2 separate regions of the Mus musculus genome follow, and region 1 is linked to region 2. Evidence: chromatin loops called from intact Hi-C (ENCODE). Cell type or tissue: heart. All regions are shown on one strand.

Region 1 (2,500 bases), 84 kb before region 2:
GCGACTGGCTTCCCAGGCTGGGAGCTGGGGGCGGGGGAGGGAATTGAGTGTCAGGCTGAGGCAGGGCAGGGCAGGGGAGTTGGGATGGTGTCGGGCTAGAGTGCTAGGGAGTTTTCCTTTCACCTTAATCATTCTGCAAACCCAAGAACTCAGGAAACACCGAACACCTCAATCAACAGCTCCCCCACACTGGCATTCCCAACTGCCCGTAGCTCAAGAGCAGTTGCTTTCTGACTATTGAGTCATCTGACTCACCAACACTGACCAGGTCCCTCTGTCACCACACGTTCAAATTCCCCCAAATTCTCCTGTTAACTGCCTTGAACATGGCCTGTCCTGGATCTACAGGACCCCGACTCACCCACCCAACCCCCACCCCCAACCTCATATCCAGTATCCCTGGAATGAGACATCAATTTTGTTCACACACCCCAGAGCCCCTCCGGGTTTGTGGCTACAAAAGAACCGGGACAGAACCCAGAGTAAAACAGAAACAGTTCTTGTTCCTTAGGGGTTTCTCCACGTCCCTGACAGTCAGATTGGGCTTTCTCTACAGTAACCGAAAGCCGTTGATGGGTTGAAAGAAACCTCGAACGCTGAACCCCGAAATGAGTCAGGGAAGGGCGGGCTGTGCATCAGACCCTGAAAATCCTATAGTTGAGAATGGGCATGTGACCTCAAGCTCGTGGGGTGGGGGTGGGGTGCCAGGGGTAATTCAGTTGGGGGGGGGAATGTGTGAGAGAGATGAGCTGTGAAGCCACGTGGTGATGTTCCCCTTCCTGTCTCCAAACGTTCTAGTACAAGCTGATGATAAGGGGACAGTGGCTGTCTGTCCCCAGAAAAAGATGGAGCTGGTGAGGCATGGGCCCCACGCTAAGCCTAAGCGTCTCTCTATCTCTACAGCTAGGATTTCGACTTATGGTTAGGGATTTAGGAGGGAGGCAAGATAGGAATAGAGGGCAGAGTTAGCTTCAGTAAGACGTGCTTACATAGCATGGAGGAGAATGTAGAGGGGAAAAACGTTTGTCCGGGTCACCCTGATGCCCTTCCTGCCTGTACTGAGTGACCAAGCGTAGCCTCCTCAGCCTGGAGTACATGTCAGGTACCCTGGGTGTCATGTAGCCTAGTCTCCAGCAGGTGGTGCTATGGCCAAGGACAAACAACATCTGCGTTTGAACTGTTTCCCTGGCCTCAAGAGGTCCCCCAGACTCAGATTGGGGAGCAAAGTCCTACTCTGGACTGCAAGACCCATAGGGTCTGACTCTTCCTGTAGATCTGAAGAACTGGGATTCAAGGGCTGGAGAGGGGTGCCAATAGCAAAGAAGGCGGATCAAGGGTCCCCAGGGGTGAGACGGGAGTATGTGGGGTAGAGGTCTGGGGTGGGGGGCATAAGATGTCTGCAAAAATTACTTTTCCAGTTGTCCTCTTGCTTAGCTGTCAGGAGAAAATACAGCCCAGGCTGGCTCAAGGCTCAGCTCTGAGCAGAATGAGGAGTGGTCGCTGTCATATGCAAGCCTGTTCTAACCAGTGGTCTCTGTCTGCAGAGTATTCGAAAACACGTTGAGGGAGAGAGAACAGATTCCCATTTCCTTAGCCCTTAGAACATCTGTGAGGCTTCACATGTGGCTGTCTGTGCCCTTGACCATCAAGGAATGCTCCCAGGCCGGTGGATCTTGCCACCAAGGAAGTGTTGAACATGTGTGCATACATCCCGACTACCACAGGGCTGTGCATCATGTGGAATGGGAAGTTGGGGGGGGGGGAGTCAGGACCCTGTGCGGAACCAGCAGTCTGGAGGAGTTATTGGGGTACAGTGGATACTGCAAACCAGCAGCAGCCTAGACTGGCCAGGGCAGGGGAGGGGGGAGGGGAATGGGAGGGGGATGGGAGGGGGATGGGAGGGGGTGGAGCCAGCTGTTCTACTTCTTTCCCAGACCTGGGAGTAGAAGCGGAAGGGAGGGAGGTGAAGACAGGGATGCTGGGCAGCAGGCCAGGTGTTCAAACACACAATCTGGTTCTGATGTTCTCTTTCAGCAAGCCCGAGGTGCCTGGAGCCTGGGATAAAAGTTCCCAATGGTGCCCCTGCCCCACCCCCGAATGTCTCCTTAATCACCGAGCAATTTTTACCGGGGCGGTAACATCATCTCCTTTGTCTCCTCTAGGGAAACCCAGGAAAAACGTGCTGGTGGTGGCTCTCCTTGTCATTTTCCAGGTGAGGCTTCCTGCCAGGGCAAGAGCTCTCTTCCCTCCTCCACACCCCCTCCCCAGCCAGGAGTGCTGGAACACAAACAGACCGCTGCAAGGAACGAAAGGTCTAGACACAAACCCACCTGCCGTTCACGGCCCCTTGCCCCCCCCCGCCTCCCCCCACGAAGGGGGCAGGCATTCTCTGGACTTCCATTGTCCCCCTTTAAAATAAAGCCCAGGGAGACGTAACCTACCCCCACCCTCGTTCTTCCCAGCTCCCACCTCCTCACTCAGGAGACAGAAACAGTGTCTG
Region 2 (2,500 bases):
ATTTGATCACCAGCCCCACAAACCATTCTCAATGGTCAATGGTTGTAATCCCAGCACTACAAGGCAGGAAGATCATAAGTTCAAGGTCATTCTTATCTATATAATGAGTTTAAGGCAGTCTAAGCTACATGAGACCCTGTTGAGAGAAAGAGACAGAAAGGCATGCACGTGCGCGTGTGTGCACACGCACACACACACACACACACACACACACACACACACACAATGGGAGTGGGATTAAGGTTTTCATAAATCTCAGCCAATGGTCTTCAAAGCCTTTACCTGAAGAGACCACACTCCAACACGGAGCTGGGGGCATCGCTCCACAAAGACCTGCTGTGGGAAGAGGGTACTGAATGGGCAAGAGCCTACAAGGTTCAGTCTATGATGGAGAGGGGACCAGGTCAAGGGCCTCAGCCAGAGCAGACCAGGCTGCCTCAGAGCATACACCTTATAATGCAACCCACTTCAGCTGGCTTTGGGGAAAGGGGCATCAAATTCAGCCTGCCCCAAGGTTGTCAGAGTCAAGTCTGGGAGCAGAAAAGGGGTGAGTTTTCACATCCCTGCATCTTCTGCTTTGCAATGAAGGTTCTGTCGGTGAGGCCTTCTCTAATGCAGTATTCATGATGTTCTCATTCATGTTCTCATTCATGATGTTCATGATCTTGAGATCTATCTGCTGCAGTTTTTTGACTCCTGTCTGGTGGAACATCCTGGATTTCTTGGATTTTTAGGTGTAATTTGCCAAGGTCTTGGAATCTTTTTCCCAAGAGCATGATAGAAAGATCCCTGGACTCTGCTGTTACAAGCGTGGACTCTTGTCTCACCTCATCAATTATTCTGTGATGTTGAATCAGGATTCTAAAGGCTAGCTTTTTTCAGTAGAAGACCCTTGTACCCACGATTAGAAAAGACTCAGCAGGGCCAGGCAGAGGTGGCGCACGCCTTTAATCCCAGCACTTGGGAGGCAGGCAGAGGCAGGCAGATTTCTGAGTTCAAGGCCAGCCTGGTCTACAGAGTGAGTTCCAGGACAGCCAGAGCTATACAGAGAAACCCTGTCTTGGAAAAAAAAAAAAAAGACTCAGCAATGTTCACATTCTTCATGTCTAATCCCTCCTTGCCCACCCATTACAAATGAACATCATCCCAAACTTTGCTTTCAGTTTCTTGGTAAGCAACAGCTGTCTGGCAATGCTCAAGGAATCCACATCTGGTGGGTAGGAGAAGAGAGACCCTGTTGCTATAGTACAGAGACAAGTATATCTCTGCCCCAGCTCCAGTCTTGCTGGATCCTCCTCCAGCTCCAACACACACACACACACACACACACACACACACACACACACTCATAACCATGTGGCATCACCAACCTTACAACCACAAGGGGGAAGCAGAGAGTCAAGCATGCAGACAGGCAGCTTTCCCAGCTGGTTAAAGAAGCTGGGCCCTTTTCCTCCCACACCCTGCCAGCCTTGCATAAGCCATTTGTTGCAGCATTTGTTGCTCTTGGTCCAGTCCGCCTGCCTCCTTAGGAGACCGTTCCATGACATGCAAGGGGAAGCTCACAGAAGAAGCCCACTGTAACTCAGTGTGAAGCAAGTGTTTGTCCCTGCCCGCTATCAGCCTACAGAGCAACATTGTCATTGGCCAAGGTCAGTCCTGAGGGATGATGATTTCAATGTCAGAAAAGCAAATCAGACCCAAGGGTGGGGGTGGGGGGATGCTAGGTCAGTGGTACAGGCCAAGACCGGCCTTCCCAGTGTGGGATCAGGCTCTGTGCCACTGCCGGGGTCTGCAGGGTGTTAGCAAAGTTTTCCCAGTTAGTAGTGCCAGTTCTAGGCTGAATGGGAGAGTCCTCCACAACTCCCTGTGTGCCTCATGGAAAATAAAGTTTTTTGCACCATAGCTGGTTCTGGACATTCAGAGCTGTCTCCTGAGTCCTGAGCAGAGAAGGGGACCCAACAGAGCAGAGAGTAACATACCAGGACACACCATGCGCATTTTGCATTGACCACAGAGGCCAGAAGAGGGCGTTAGAGCGCCCCTGGAGTCACAGACAGTTGTGAGCCACTGTGTGGTGCTGGGAATTGAACCCATTTCATCTTGAAGAGCAGCTAGTGCTGTCAACCACTGAGCCCCTATAGTTGTGTGTGTGTGTGTGTGTGTGTGTGTGTGTGTGTGTGTGTGTGTACATGCATGTTACAGTTTAAGTGTGGAGGTCAGAGGGCACCTTCTACCCTGTTTGAGACAGGGTCTGTTGTCCACTGTATGTCCACCAGGCAAGCTGTCCATGAGTTTCCAGAGAGTCTCCTGTCTATGTTTTCCATCCCCCCACCGGCATTTTGGGATTACAGATGTGTACTACTACTGGCTTTATATGGGTCTGGGGATCCAAGTTCGAATCTTTAATAGTGCACAGTGAGGGCTCTACCCACTGAGCCACCTCCCTGTTGTTTCAGTTTTTGTTTTGGAGGCAGGTTAGTCTGAAACTCAAGGCAAT

What was found. Peaks named below come from ENCODE experiments on the same cell type or tissue, not always from the same donor. Only the 100,000 strongest peaks of a DNase experiment are listed, where the experiment ranks them.
Region 1: it touches region 2 in a loop (6-fold over the local background); 5 of 42 quality-filtered maps call a loop at or near these places.

Annotation. Positions count from the first base shown.
Region 1 is chr11:99,148,747-99,151,246 of GRCm38, reverse strand. Ccr7 (chemokine (C-C motif) receptor 7) reads left to right here. Exons shown (of 3, transcript NM_007719.2): 2 at 2,163-2,212. Among named protein-coding and RNA genes, the nearest start is that of Ccr7, 5.1 kb to the left of the region's middle. In heart, no CTCF peak of the experiment used is centred here; DNase peaks (open chromatin) are centred at 1,166 and 2,006; H3K4me3 peaks cover 1,112 bases; H3K27ac peaks cover 2,149 bases.
Region 2 is chr11:99,065,083-99,067,582 of GRCm38, reverse strand. It overlaps Tns4 (tensin 4), which reads left to right. Exons shown (of 13, transcript NM_172564.3): 13 at 1-1,905. Among named protein-coding and RNA genes, the nearest start is that of Tns4, 23 kb to the left of the region's middle. In heart, a CTCF peak has its summit at 1,401 (motif pointing right); a DNase peak (open chromatin) is centred at 1,462; H3K27ac peaks cover 1,114 bases.